2 separate regions of the Homo sapiens genome follow, and region 2 is linked to region 1. Evidence: chromatin loops called from intact Hi-C (ENCODE). Cell type or tissue: mammary epithelial cell. All regions are shown on one strand.

Region 1 (8,000 bases):
TTTTTAGTTTTATCTTTATGCTTTTACATTCGTTGATTTCTTTACAATTTGTAAACATCATTCATTGGAAAAAAAATGGAGACAAATATATCAAGATGCTATCCATGGTTAAAACTGGGCAGTAGGACCAGAAGTGATGATTTTTTTCTTTATATTTTGATGTTTTCTTAATTACGTTGAAGTGGAAATTTTTTTTTAAAAAAGGAAAAACATTAAAATTGGGAGAGATTTTAAAAATCATCTAGTCCAGATCTTTTATTTAATAAATTTAAATAAATGCAACACACATTTATTAAGTGCCTACTGTATGCAGATCAACTGAAAGATGAATAGGATATAGACTTTGCCCTTAAACCAGTGATGTGCTTGAGTTGGCTTGTGATCGCACACAAGGGTTTATTTTTAAGTTTTCAGGAATTTAGGGTGCTTTTTGTTACATACAGTTATTATTTAAAATTAAATTATATACTTCACTGTAGTATTTTTCATGCTGGTGAATATCTTTAATCTTATTTTGATATGCCACATTATAACTAAAAATGGGCTACCAACAGTGCCTTTCTTAAAAAATTATATCCAGATGTAGTGGCTCATACCTGTAGTTCCAGCTACTTGGGAGGCTAAGGCAGGAGGATCACTTGAGCCTAGTTGGCTGAGGCTGGAGTGAGCCATGATGGCATCACCTGCATTCCAGCTCAGGTGACAAAGCAAGAAAAAATTAATAAATTTTGTCCAAAAAATAAATTATACAAACTTACAATTAAATAAGTTATATTGAAATTCTTAAATTTTATCTAAAAAATTATACAAACTTATAATTGAATAAATTATATTAAAAAGAAAAGTATGGTGCAAATGTAATTGTGGTTTTTGCCATTAAAAGTAATGGTAATTTTTAAAAGCAATTAAAAATATTTTTGCCATTAAAAATAATAAGTACCCAGACACTTCCAAGTGATTTTATTCCATGCGCTGTTTCCTGGGCTCTTGGGAGCCGGTTCGCATGTTGCCTCTGTCTGGTGGAAACCTGTGCCGTGAGGGCTACTGCACACCTCTTCTCAACTCTCCTTCAAGGACATCGCATTAAGAGGCTAAATTTGGCTTTCGTGGGAGGATTTTCACCAGAGAAAGCATTAACTATTACACATTTGAGCTTCACTATTTTAAAGAAGCCATGAGAAAAAATGGGAATGATGTAGATTGTACTTCAATGTTTGCCACGCTTGTAGCTATGACGTGAATAGCACAAATTTAAGGAAAGAAATATTCTTCCAGTATTTGGAAACTGTCACTCAATTCAGTAATCACTCATGTTACTGAAAAATGAATGAAGTTACAACTATGTCTTCATTGTTTCAGTTTTGTCTTGCTAATGCAAATGGAAATACCAGCCAACTGTCACAGCAGAAGTACATTCGTTCTTCAGTTGCAACCATGCGTTGGCGGCAGTTACTGGAGTACAGTTAATACCAACGAAAGCATCTCGTGAGAATCAACTGACTAACTGGAATTGACAATAAAAGGTATCATATGATATAATATTTTATTATTATTTTTAAGTGGCATGCTATATACTCTTTACATTGGTGAAAGCTGTAATAAACATATGAGTGTGTGTGCACCTGCTCACATATAGTTTCTTTTAGAGTTGGTCATTACATATGCCAACGCAAAACTGTTCATAATCTAGTGTGAAAGAAAAATCTGTGAAAAACGATCAATAACAAAAGGCAGAATGAAAGAATCAAAGTCTTAGCCTATAAGGGAACAGTGTGATCATCTGCCTGGTGAAAGAAAGCAAGGAAAGAATCCAAGGTTCAGAAGGATGATGAGAATGGTGCAGTTCATTCCGTTTGCCAGCAAAATCAATCATTGCCAGAACTCAGCAGCCTTTCTCCCAGCAGCCCATGGAGAATGACAGACTCTTTTCCCTCATTCTGCTTGTATGCTGTATGCACATGAAATCGTGTTCATTTTAAACCAAATTCACTGAGATTTTGTGCTATCAAGATGCCTAGGAGTGACGTGATCAATAAACCGAGAACCAAGAAGAGATTTCTCCTCTCCAAATCACCGTTCCATCCCTTCCGTCATTCCTCTGTGATTCTTCCCACAGGAATCCTCTTACACCTACAAGCCTGAGCAGTCAAGAGAACTATGGCACATTACAATACATGACAGGGGAATTTTCTAAAGAGACACACATCCCTGACTGATGCAGAAGCTTCATCTGAGGATGCAGGAAGTGGAACAGCCACTGCGTCATTGCCTCTTCTAAACAGAAATGGAATCAGTGGGAATAATTATAAAACTGGAGAATATATAAAAATTGCCTCTAAAATAAACCTATCTCCTTCCTAAGAAGTAGCCATGCTCACCAGATGGAGTGGAAAGGCAATTGGGGAAATGGGTCAGTCCCACCTGGGCCTCCACCCAGCTGGGTGACCCAAGACCTTCATTTTTATCACCTATAAAATGAAAGTGTTCAACAGGCTGCTTTTCATGTCTCTTTTCAGCCCTAATGTTTCTTAATTCTAAGGACTAGCAGAGTAGAGATCTCTCTCTAAGGAAAGTTAAGAAGTTCCTAGTCCCAAATAGAGTCTGTTTTGCTACAGTGCATGTTTGTGCAATCTAAATTAACTCATCCATGACTGACGATTTGGGGAATATCCGAATGGGAGAAAAGGCATGCTGACTCACAGTTTTTACCAGGAGTTTAGATTTTGTACCTCCCGGTAACAATAGCTTCCTGCAAAGTCCACTAGCCCAGCTGAACACAGCCAGGCATGGAGGATTCAACACAGTACTGCATATTCAGGCGACCCAAGTGTGCTCCAAAAGCTCACAGTCGGAGCATCTCAGGTAAGCCTGTTGGAAATGCAGAATCCCAGACCCTACTCCAGGCTGACTAAATCAAAATCTGCATTTGAACAACACCTCAAGGTTATTCATATGCATATTGGAGTTTGAAAAGCCTTGATACCTTCAACATTCATTCGTGGCACTTTCTGCTACTCAACTCAGTTTTACCACCTGTTCTTTCTTGGACCTGCTTATTAAGTGGCTCACCCACTTCTGTTAAGCTACTGATATGGTTTGGCTGTGTCCCCACCCAAATCTCATCCTGAATTGTAGTACTCATAATCCCCATGTGTCATGGGAGGGACCTGGCAGGAGGTAATTGAATCATGGGGTGGTTACCCTCATGCTGTTCTCATGATAGTGAATGAGTTCTCATGAGATCTGACGGTTTTATAAGGGGCTTTTCCTCTCTTCGCTCTGCACTTCTCCTTGCTGCTGCCATGTGAAGAAGTATGTGTTTGCTTCTCCTTCCGCCATGACTGTAAGTTTCCTGAGGCCTCCCCACATTGCAGAATTGTGAGTCAGTTAAACCTCTTTTCTTTATAAATTACCCAGTCTCGGGTGATTCTTCTAAGCAGCATTACAATGGACTAATACAGCTACCTACAATTTTGTTTTGGTTTTAAGGGATTGAAACTGTCATTTTTACTCTGATTCTTTCTCCTAGGATTCCTAATGTTTTTGTCAGTACTGTGGTTAAAAATTTGCAACATTCTTTTTCCCAGAAGCCTTATTATATTTTAGCACATGATTTTGCAGTACATAAAGTTTTTTGTGATCTTATATATAACATTATAGCAGAAATGCCAATATACTGCTTCAGTTCAGTTCTATCTTTAATAAATTAAGTTATTGAAAAATAAACTTATCCTTTTTTAAGCTAGTGTGGACTATTTGGGAAAAGAAGGAAAAGTAATTTTCCCTTATTCTTTACCAACCCAACCTCAGGAGGGTTGCTTTCCTTTCCCTTTTCCCCAAACCCACACACTACTACTGAAAGTGGTGTCTCTGCTCTTGGCTCTTGGTATGGGAACCACAGTGAGTATGAATTACTGATTATAAAAATTTTGGTCTGATATTTTAAAATTCATTGCATCCTCACCCTAATAAACCTAGTAACCCTTTGTGAGGCTACAAAAAAAAAAGGCATATTTGCTTGCCCAGGGGGCTTCTCTTCCAGTTCACCTGGGTAGAATTCTGGGTGTAGTCCCCACTTCTACCACTAGGGACCACTCCCGTCCCCAGGGACCTTGTCTCAGTCCTGGACCCACAGCATCCGTTCCAGTCCCCAGAGCTCAACCACTGGGCAGGGAAAGCTCCCAGGAAGGGGCTCGGCTTCACTGTGGTTTTCTGTGAGCCACGTTTTCTGCTTATAGACCCGGGAGGTAGGAGCTGACCCAGTCTCCCACCGGCTCCTCCTCTGGTGGTTATGGCCAAGCCAGCCTGCACACCCCTGAGGCTGGAGAGGAGCATACTGCCCAGCCCGCCGGGCCCCGCGCTGCGGCCCTCAGACCTCTCCTGTTAGCTTCAGCGCGGTTCTCGTTCTGGCCTAAGGAAGCTGCTCTTCTTCCAAACCATCTCTCTCAAAATAGGTTGCCAGCCACTATGGTCTACTAGAATTGAGTTTCCCTATTTGAAAAAAAGGTTTTGTCTTTAAAAATAAAAAAAGAAAAAAAAAAAAAAGAGTCCAAGGAAGAAGCCGATTTTATTTATATTTGATTGAAATATTATTCCCTAATCCTCCATTATCATTTTCATTTCCCTCTATCTTTCAGCATTCTTTATTATTCCAGGGGTAGACCTGCCGTGGGTCTGATCACACCATTAATAATGTGACTTAAAAGCCTGTAGGTGCACACCCGGGAAGGCTGCCTTATTGGTCGAGCACTGCAGGGCCCTTCTCAAACGGACCACCATCACTGGGCCAGAGGCACTGACCCCTGAACATTACTTATACCTCCATGAGGAACTAGTGAGGCTACAGTGCCCAGACATTTAGCCTACAAACAGTACTGATGTTTCTGTAAAGGTATTTATAGATGCAATTAACATTTAAATTATAGACTTTGAGAAAGGAAGATGGGAAGGAAGGAGGGAGGGAGGGACAGAGGAAGGGAAAGAAGGAAGGAAGGGAGGGAGGGAAAGAGAAAGAAAGAAAGAGAGAGAGAAAGAAAGAAAGAAAGAAAGAAAGAAAGAAAGAAAGAAAGAAAGAAAGAGAAAGAAAGAGAAAGAGAGAGAGAGGGAGAGAAGGAGGGAGAGAGGGGGAGAGAGAGGGAGAGAGGGAAAGGGAAAGGGGCAGGGAGGGAGGGAGGGAAAGAGAAAGAGAGAGAGAGAAAGAAAGAAAGAAAGAAAGGGGGAGAGGGAGAGAAGGAGGGACAGAGAGAGAGAGGGAGGGAGAGAGGGAGAGAGGGAAAGGGAAAGGGGGAGGGACGGAGGGAGGGAAGGAAGGAAGGAGGGACGGAGGGAAGGAAGGAAGGAAGGAAGGAGGGAAGGAGGGAGGGAAGGAAGGAAGGAAGGAGGGAAGGAGGGAGGGAAGGAAGGAAGGAGGGAAGGAGGGAGGGAAGGAAGGAAGGAAGGAGGGAAGGAGGGAGGGAAAGAAGGAGGGAGGGGGGAGGCAAAGAGGGAGGGAGAAAAAAATAACACCAGGTTGCAATGAGCGATTTCATGACTTACAAGATTTGAAAGTGGACAGACTGACAGCTTCACTGCTAAGGAGCTTCTAAGCTGAAATGAAAACTGGAATCCCAGACTTTTTCCCACATCTGCCTCCCACGTTGCTGTGCATATAAGCACTAGGTTTCTGTCCCTCTGACTTCACAACAGAAAAGTAGATACTGGAATTCCTCTATATATCACCTTTTTAACCACTGCTATATCTTTCTGGGGCTCTTGCTAAAGTAGTAAGATTAATTTATATGATGAAAAGTGTTTTTCTTTTCTTTTCCTTTTTTTTTTTTTTTTTTTTTTTTTTTTTTGAGATGGAGTCTTGCTCTGTTGCCCAGGCTGGAGTGCAGTGGTGTGATCTCAGCAAACTGCAACCTCCGCCTCCGGAGTTCAAGTGATTCTTCTGACTCAGCCTCCTGAGTAGCTGGGATTACAGGCGTGTCCCACCAGGTCCGGCTAATTTTTGTATTTTTAGTAGAGATGGGGTTTCACCATGTTGGCTAGGCTGGTCTTGAACTACTGACCTCAAGCAGTCCACCCCACCTCGGCCTCCCAAAGAGCTGGGATTACAGGCATGGACCACCACGCCCGGCCTGAAAGTGTTTTTCTACAGGACACATTAGCACTTTCAACAACCACTAGTTCAGAGCCTCAGAAGTCCCTAAAAAGTGGTTCGCAACCCTGGGGGCACATGGAAATCACCAGAAGAGTTTGTCAAAGCTAGCGATGCTCCAGCCCCATCAAAAAGTATTAACTCAGAATCCTCTGTGTAGACCATGCAGAGGAAACTCCTTTAAGCTCCCGTAGTGACCCAGCCATGCAGCCAGAGTGGAGAAACCCCATCCTGAAAAACCAGGAGTGGGCCACCACCACTATTTGTCCCTGAACTGATGTCACAGTCATTGTTCAGTGGAGCTTGTAGTAAATTGGCTAGCACAGGCTTATTTCTCAGCTTGACTCTCAGCTTGGCTCTCTGGGGGACCCGATGTCCTTTCGGGCTCAGCTTACCAGTCATTTGACATTTCAGCCCCCATCCAGCATCGGCAACACCACCAGCACCATGGTGGAGTGGTGTCAGGAGCAGAGGTTCAGGGTCAGATACATGGTCACCTGACCTACAAGCCAAGGCATTGGGCAGTGACCCTTCGTTTTCATCTCTGTAAAATAGGAAGAATTATCAAAATTCAACCAATGGGATGTCTGTAATATTAATGGAATATGTGTAATATTCACTAACATACCCATCAAAATAAATTGCTGCTGTGAGTAATAGAGGTTCTTACCAAGAGCTCAACAGGTAAGAGTCAGGAGGTGCTTCTGGGATTCCAATAATTTGGAATGAAATGATGATGAATTGCAATTTGGTCGCAAATAAAAACAAGACAAACTAATAGGACTTGAGGTAGGAAGTGCTTGTGTTTGCTCTCTATGGCAGCCATTGAGGCTGCTCTCAGATCTGTGACTTGGGCCTTGATCCTTTATGGCATTTCTTGACACCCTTTCCTGCCCTCCCCACGATTGCTGCCTTCTCAACCTGCACGAGCCAGCCAGGATGATGGTGACTGATACTCTCCAGTCTCTGTCCATTGCAGCATGATTTGTAATAATAAAGAGTGAGAATAACAGACATATTGAACAATAAAGGGGAATTTGAATACATGATGTCTTTGTTTTTCAATGGAATCAGTTTGAAGAATTTCAAAAGAATTACAAAATGCTCACAAGATAATTTTAACTGACCCAAAAGCAAGATCAAACTGATTCTGTAGGTCAATTTTAATTGTGCATGTAGGTGTGTGTTTGGAAAAATAATCACTGTATCGAGCACCTATGATTAGAAGCCTATCTTGAACGTTACCTCACATGCTCATCTGAGACTAGCCAAGTATTCCTTGTTTTAAAGAGTCAGTTACCTTGTCAGTATATCTAATAAATGACAGTATCTACGCAGTCACCTTGAGTGCTTTAGGAATTAGGTGGGGAGGAAGATTAATTAATAAAGATAGATAATTTTTTTCTAAAAATGTTTACCTTTAGACATTTCTCTGGCTCCTCAAGACATCTCAGAGATTAAATTTCATCTGTTTTTTTTGTGTCCCAGGTTAAGGCTTTCCACCATTTTTCCTTGGGAGCACATGAGACAGCTGACATGCACAGATTGGACACACCTCCATGCACTGACAGATTATTCTGTGAGCTGTGTGTTTATCTAAAAGTCTTAATACCAAGGAAGATGAGGGAAAAAAAGCCATTGAAGGGCAACTGGAAATCTCTCCCACAGTGAACAGATATAAAAAGCCCCACGGGCTCTCAAGAAGAGCTTTCGGGAACTTTGAAAATGGATTCACATTCAGAAAATGCTGTTTTGTAACTCTTGTTTCTCACCCAGACCAAATCTGAGTTACAGGCAGTTCAAAACAAGCACAAACAGGGCTCGTGGTGTTACTAGGTTGGCTTATTTTCTGGAAATACAA
Region 2 (8,000 bases), 220 kb after region 1:
TGTAAATGGCTGGGGGGCCAGCCCTGGATAGGTTTTTATGGGAATTCTTTACAATAAACATAGCTTGTAACTTGAGATCTACAAATCCATTCATCCTGATTGGGCATGAAATCCATGGTCAAGAGGACAAGTGGAAAGTGAGAGGGAAGGTTTGCTAGACACCTTCGCTTGTTATCTTGTCAAGATAGAAAAGATAGTATCATTTCACCCTTGCCAGTAAAAACCTTTCCATCCACCCATTCTCAGCAGACTCCAGTATTGGCACAGTCACTCACTGCCATTCTCACACTATAACAAGAAAAGAAATGAAGTGCATAAGTCTCCTGGGAAAAGAACCTTAACCCCTTCTCGTGCCATGACTGGTGATTTCATGACTCATAAGCCCCTCCGTAGGCATCATTCAAGATCAATGGCCCATGCATGCTGTTTGCAGCAGTCAATTGAGTTGAATTAGAATTCCAACCATACATTTTAAAGGTATTTGTGCTGTGTGTATATTTTGATAAAATGTTGTGACTTCATGGCAAACAGGTGGATGTGTAAAAATGGAATAAAAAAAAAAAAAGAGTCCTCTTAATCGTTTACTTCCCCGCTTGCCCCCCACAAGAACTTGCTTCTGCTGTGTCAGTCCTCAAAATGTAGCTAGCATTGAGATGATGTTTTACAGTTGGGGGATTGGCTGGGCACGATGGCTCACGCCTGTAATCCCAGCACTTTGGGAGGCCAATGTGGGCAGATCACCTAAGGTCAGGAGTTCGAGACCAGCCTGGCCAATATGGTGAAACCCTGTCTCTACTAAAAATACAAAAATTAGCCAGGCGTGGTGGCGGGGGCCTATAATCCCAGCTACCTGGGAGGCTGAGGCAGGAGTAGAGTAAGACAAAGGGTGAGGAAGTCAGATGACATTAAGGCAATTGTAAGAAAAGCAAGTCTGCATAATATTCGGAGTCACTAGCCTACCTCATCACATGGCTGGAAATAACTTTAGATATTATATTTAAAATAGAATAATTAATATAAGCAGACTGTTGACAGTCTGCAGGTGTGCTGGAACATTTTCCTGACTATACGGAGCTCTTGTGATTTTTTTTAAATAGACACTCCCCTAAAATGAACACGAGTAACCTCATTTAAGGATGGGCATCTATCTTCAGATGTGTCCATTCAGGTGTCCGGGCCCTTTGTTCTGAAAATAGCACCATGACTACAAACCTCTAGTTATGTGAGAAGGCGACACTTGTCCTCCCCTTGCTCCAAATGAAAATGCTCACACATGTTTACCAAATTCACCTGCTTGAAGGAGGGAGAGGGTCCTTTAAGGCCCTGGATGGGCCAGTGGAGGGCAGGGAGCCGCCCGTTCTGTTCTGATCTCTGCTCTGCTTTGCATTTGCTGTGAAGCCCTGAACAAGTCATTTCATCTTTTGGGGCCTCCAAGTAATGGAGGTGAAGATGCTGTCTAAAGTCCCGTCTCACTAGAGTGATGGGGTCGGTGAAGACGCTATCTAAAGTCCCTTCTCACTAGAGCAATGGGGTTGGTGAAGACGCTATCTAAAGTCCTCACTAGAGCGCTTTCTGGTTCTAAATCTGAATCAAAATCCTGCAAAGTTAAAAGGTCAGTGAGCAACACTTTCCAAAACACAGACACTCGTGGATTCCACTCGCTGCAGGCCTGGGGGCAGCTCTACCCCATTTTCCTTCCAGTCGTCCTCTCCTCACTCTGGGTTCCCACATACCCCTGCCCCAGCACCCAGCATCCTCCTGACACCCAGAGACCCCAACAGGACCCCTACCAGGAGACAAATAAGTGAAGACTGTTGGCTCTTAGAAACAGGAACCAACGCAACTTTTATCCCCTCCACTAGACCAAAATAAGGTCTATTCATCATTTGGTTTTGTTTGTTTTATTTTTTATTTTTTTGAATTAGAGACAGAGTCTCCCTATGTTTCCTAGGCTGGTCTTGAACTCCTGGACTCAAATGATCCCCCTGCCTCACTCTACCAAAGTGCTGGGATTACAGGCCTCATCATTTGTTTTTAATAAATGTCATCTGTATGAATATGTCAGGTGACTAACAAGCTTACTATTTGCTTCGTATTTCTGAGTGTGCGAAGTACTTGTTACTTCCTTCTATTCTTTCAGGTGTCCTCTGAAATTGCTTATTAATATCCCTATTTAATAGGTGAGAGACCTGGCCAGGTGCGGTGGTTCACGCCTGTAATCCCAGCACTTTGGGAGACCCAGGCAGGCAGATCATGAGGTCAGGAGTTTGAGACCAGCCTGACCAACATGGTGAAACCCCGTCTACTAAAAATACAAAAAATTAGCTGAGCATGGTGGCACGCGTCTGTAATCCCAGCTACTCAGGAGGCTGAGGCAGGAGAATCGCTTGAACTCGGGAGGCGGAGGTCGCAGTGAGCTGAGATCGCGCTACTGCACTCCAGCCTGGGCGACAGAGCAAGACTCTGTTTCAAAAAAAAAAAAAAAAATAGAGGAGAGACCTGAGGCCCAGGGAGACCATAAAGCTTACACTAGAGGGTTGACCAGTGGAGACTTGAACCCAGAACTCTTAGCATCAGATCTTGCTTCATTCCAGAGTGCAGGGTTTCAGCGACATCCACCAATCAGCATCTGATGATTGTTCACTAAAGTTTTAAGTGGACTTCCTAATTCAGGGCCACACCTGGCTTACCTGTCCCCCTTCTAGGGGACGCAGTGCGGGGGCCAGTCTCTTCGATGCCGGTCCTCTCATCACCACTCCCAGTTCCCCTCCACTTTGCACTTTAGCCTAGACTCAACCTTGCCAATAGAAATGAGAACTTTACCTCAGGGTATAGTTAAAGGTTTTGGAAAAAGAGAGATCAGTGCTTCTTTTTGGAAGATACAGACTGAGAGTTTGGCTGAGAGCTCCCTGTGCACGAGAGGCTGGCCACAGAGAGAGCATTGACCAGGATTTTCTCAGATCCCGTCCAGCAAGACCATGCTTAGGAGAGAGGAAGAAGTCGTAAATCAGCCAGAGAAGAAGAAATGCCTTTGTTACATCATAAAACTGCAGGCAGGGGTCTGAGCTCTCAGAGCCTCTGTCTCCAATGGACCCATCAATGATGGCCAACAGAGGAAGCATCAGCCTTAAACACCCACAGACCGGGAACATCCCAGAACCCACTCACAACAATGCAAACCAAGGAAGACTTCTCCTGCCACCTCTCTCCTTTCTCTGTCCTTTCCCAACTTCGGGGAAGAAGGAGCAGAAACCATGGTCATCGGACTGCGGAAGGAGAGGACTGAGCATGGGCGGGTGAGAAGTATGAAGACGCTGACCACGTGCCTTCCCCACCACAAGCCACCAGCACTGCCCTCTCGAGCTAGATGAGAGGACAGGGTCAACTTTAAATCGGTTTTCAATTATTCATGGCATTGCACATGTAAGTTACAGAAATGAATCTTGAGGGAGCAACTGAAGGACATGTCTAATGTCACCGGAAAGGTCATGGGACCTCTGAGATTTCAGCCAAAGTTTGGAAGAATGAGCCCCACAGAGCAGGTCTGAATGGATGGTGGGCGCAAATAATAAAGGTGTTGGTTTGGTTTGGTTTTGCCCCGAGAATTTTGCTTGTTTACACACAGACAAGCCCTAGAGTGACAGTGATGTTGCTCTTGGTGCCACAGCTACACAGGAGATTTCTTGCACGTAGGGACCACGCTCTTTACCACCGAGCCTACCACCCTGGCAGACACTCCTCCATCACGTGCATTTGTTGAGTGAGTGGGTGAATAGGATGTGGGTGAGCACGTCTCTACAATCCTCTGTCTGTGTGGGGCCTGGCACACGAGAATGCCTGGTGGAAATTACTTCGTCCTACAGGCACTACAGGATTAACTGGACTTAGGTATCAGGTCCTCTCTCCTGAAGAATTTTAGACAGAGGCAAAAACCAGATGGCCAAGAGAAGAGGCATTTGGTAAAGACCACAAGGCAGCCAAAGGGATGGGCAGCAGAAGCCAGGAGGTAGGGTCGGTCACAGTAGCAGAGACACAGGGTCGTCCTGCCACCGCAGTGTGGGTGACTCAAGGAGGGCTAAGACTAGCAACTTCCAGTAAGTTGCTCTCACTTCCCGGAGTTACTGAGGGGTCCCCAAGGTGCTGGGAGTCTTGCAGGCAGCCCTCCAGTCAGTCCTGTGTTATTCCTCTCTCTGACTCAGGGAACCATCCTGATGGGCAGCAGCCCCCAGCCGACGGCAGGCCGGGGAATGAAGCCACTGGCTGCTCTCCTTCCCTCAATGCCGTCTGCTCAGTCTCCTGGAGGGTCAGTGATGAGGGAAGGAGCCCCAACTTCCTTGTTTCTCCCTGCGTCCTAAATAAGTCCGGAACCCAAAGAGACTGAGTGTGTCCCTGGGGCATGCGTGTGCCTGTGTGTGTATATCAGAGCAAGACACCACACTGCCGTGAGCACCAGGCTGGCTGACTCATTGTTCCCTACATGCCTGATGTCTGCTCCTGCTCTAGGGCTTTTGCTCATTCTCTCCTACCAGGCTGAAAGGGCCAACACATCTCATAAACAACCCCAAAGCCAACCCACCCCAGGCCTGGCTGCAGCATCAGCCTCCTGCCTTTGCTGACCACACCAGCTGTTGCTGTCCAGAGATGCCTCCCACCTCTATTTGTCCTCTGAAATAAGCATAGTGAAGAGCTGGGCCAAACTCCCAGAGCCCAGAGATATTTGGAAATGGAGTAGGCGCCACCCAAGTTTGTTTCTGTACAGCACCCAACTCACTGTCTGAGAAGGACCCTCAGAGGTTGGCAGCAACTCCCACCAGGGGGTCATCTGAGAGGCACAGTGACCACAGTGATCAATGATGTCTCACCATGAGGACAGGAAGGAAATGCCCAGCCAGGGAACATGTTTTCTGCCCCCAGCTTCTGCCTTCCATGTCGTTTCTTCACTCTACTGCGGATGAAGCTTTGACTATAAAATATGCTGTTGGAATGCACCAACTGCCCTACTCCCAGGTGGCAGAAGGAGAGCTCAGTTTTCCTTCTGGAAAATTCTTGCAATTACCAGGTACTGGGTGAAGTGCTTTGTGTATATTACCTCATTTAACCCCTGACGACAATCTCTGAGGACAGCATCATTGTCTCCATTTTATCAACAAGGACACTGAGGTTTGGAAAGATTACACATCTTTCCCAGAATCATAGAAGAAGAGCTGGAACTAGATCCCAAGCCTGTTTGATGACAAAGCTTGTCCCTCTATCACCATAAGGGGAGGGACAGCAAGTGGGTTATGGAGTCAGGATGCCCGGGTCACACCCAGCCTCACCCCCGATGTGGTGTATAACCTTGGACAAGTCACTTAAACACTCAGCCTCAGTCTCCTCCTTTCTAAAATGAGGACCAAAAAATAAAGACAAAAAATAAAATAAAATAAGGACAATAATAGTGCTAGCCTCACAAGCCATATGAGAAGTGAATAACGCCATCTATGCAAAGCACTTGGAAGAGTACCTAATGTGGAATAGGTACCCACTAACATAGTATTATTATTTTATTGCTGCATCCCAACATAAATCATTTAGAGACCTCTTTCATAGGAAAAATAATTCTATCTGATTGATCACAAAGAAAGGGGGTATCAAACCTAAATATGAAGAAGTAAAAAATAAAAACTTCTGCTTTATTTTTCTTATACAGCTATAAAAGCAAGATACAATTTGTAAAAGTTAATACAAAGAAAACTACAAAAGTAATAACACTGACAGAACAAGACTGATTTTATGGTGATGATGACATTACGAGGCTAAAACTAAACGACTACCCTCCATGTCAATGTGTCTTAACTACCATGGTGTGGTTTCTTCTGAGTTCAGCACGGTTAGATGAGCACACATGGTGCAGTGACTCGATCTATGCACCACCTTTCTCTACTGGAACTATCAAGGAAGAGCCAGCTGTGCAGTGTGTCTTGATGTCATTCAACCTTCATTTGTCAAAAATGCTTAAGTGCATCTAGGCTTTTTCTTATAGCACATGACAAATTAATACCATTGGTGGAAATGAAGTCATGAACAAAATGCACCACAAACTCTGAATTCTGACACCGTCTAACAGAACTTTCTGCTGTGATGGAAATGTACCACATCTGCACTGCACAGTATGGTAGCCACTAGCCACATGGAGCTATTGTTGGCTTGAAATGTAGCTGAGATGAAGAAACTGAATTTTTCTTTCTTTGAGACAGGCCTCACTGTGTCACCCAGGATGGAGTGTATTGGCACAAATACAGCTCACTGCAGCCTCCACGTCCTGGGCTCAGGTGATCCTCCAATCTCAGCCTCCCAAGTAGCTGGGACCACAGATGTGCACCACCATGCCTGATTAATTTTTTGAGTTTTTGTAGAGACAGGGTCTCACTTTGTTACCCAGGCTGGTCTCAAATTCTTGGGCTCAAGGGATCCTTCCCCCTTAGCCTTCCAAAGTGCTGGGATTACAGGCATGAGCTACCATGCCCAGGCTACAACAATTATTATCTTCAGAAACACTAAGGATGTATTACATTCACATTCCATCCATGAACTAGACCAGGGGCTATAAAAATTCAGAATGTTAAAGAAACTTCCCAAAAGTAGATGAAAACTAGAGCTAGAAAATGTTGGGAGAATAAACAAATTAGAGTTTCAGTTCCAAAGTCCATGTCTAAATAATAATAATTAGAGAGGAAAAAAAGATCAAAGGGGAGGAAGTCATGAAAGACATAGTATAAGAAAACTCCCCAGAACTGAAATACATAGGTTTTCAATGTGAACAGACTATTTTGGTGTCCAATAAAACAAATGAAAAAAAGATCTACACCAAAGAATATAATTTAAAAAATGTCAGAACACTAGTGATGAGAGAGAGAGAAGTTTTTCTGAAAGCCTCCCATAAAAAGCAAAAGAGGCCACACACAGTGGATCAGGAAAATGGTATTGGACTGCTCACAGTAACAAAGTTACAAGACACTGGAACGATGTCTTCAAAATTCCAAGACAAAATAAATTTGAACATACAATTCTATAACTAGCCAATCTATGATTCAAATGTTAGAATATAATAGAGACATTTTCAGACAACCAATTTCTCAAAAAAATTATCCTCTGCCTACCTGCTATTGAGAGGATATATTTTACCAAAAAAAAGGCGGGAGTGAGGAAATAGGTCATCTCAGGGGAGGGAACTGAAGCAAGAGAGACAAAGACACAGGAACCTGGAAACCAAGGATCCCATGGAAGACTGACTGAAACAAAGGAAGTTCATGCAGTGATTATGAAAAGAAGTTAACGCCAGCAGCCGTGCCATAGTGGTAAAGTCTAGAGAACAACCAGTCAGACGGCAAGGGAGTGGAGCGTCCACACAAAGCAGCTCCCTTAGGGAAGAAGCCCAACTCACAGATTCGAAGGCATGGTGTGTTTAAGTGTATTAAAAGGAGATTTCGAGGCCTAGGCGGGTGGATCACGAGGTCAGGAGTTCGACACCAGCTTGACCAATATGGTGAAACCCCATCTCTACTAAAAATACAAAAATTAGCCAGGTGTGGTAGTGCGCACCTATAATCCCAGCTACTCAGGAGGCTGAGGCAGGAGAATCACTTGAACCCGGGAGGCAGAGATTGCAGTGAGCCGAGATCGCACCACTGCACTCCAGCCTGGGCGACAAGAGTGAGACTCTGTCTCAAAAAAAAGGAGATTTCGGCTGGGCACGTTGCCTCACACCTATAATCCTAGCACTTTGGGAGGCCAAGGAGGGCAGATCATCTGAGGTCAGGAGTTAAAGACCAGCCCAGCCAACATGGCGAAACCCCGTCTCTACTAAAAATACAAAAATTAGCTAGGCATGGTGGCATGCACCTGTAATCCCAGCCACTTAGGAGGCTGACAGAGGAGAGTCACTTGAACCCAGGAGGTGGAGATTGCAATGAGCCAAGATGGCGCCACTGCACTCCAACCTGGGTGACAGAACAAGACTC

What was found. A loop is a pair of places that touch in the nucleus more often than their neighbours do. Peaks named below come from ENCODE experiments on the same cell type or tissue, not always from the same donor. Only the 100,000 strongest peaks of a DNase experiment are listed, where the experiment ranks them.
Region 2: a loop joins it to region 1, with 8 times the contacts of the local background. A loop is called at or near these places in 6 of 110 quality-filtered maps.

What each region holds. Positions count from the first base shown.
Region 1 is chr10:6,644,210-6,652,209 of GRCh38, reverse strand. No RefSeq gene overlaps it. Among named protein-coding and RNA genes, the nearest start is that of LINC02648, 29 kb to the right of the region's middle. RefSeq lists an enhancer at 2,713-3,378. In mammary epithelial cell, a CTCF peak has its summit at 4,089; no DNase peak of the experiment used is centred here.
Region 2 is chr10:6,419,713-6,427,712 of GRCh38, reverse strand. It overlaps PRKCQ (protein kinase C theta), which reads left to right. Exons shown (of 18, transcript NM_006257.5): 18 at 1-565. Among named protein-coding and RNA genes, the nearest start is that of LINC02656, 73 kb to the right of the region's middle. In mammary epithelial cell, no CTCF peak of the experiment used is centred here; a DNase peak (open chromatin) is centred at 4,482.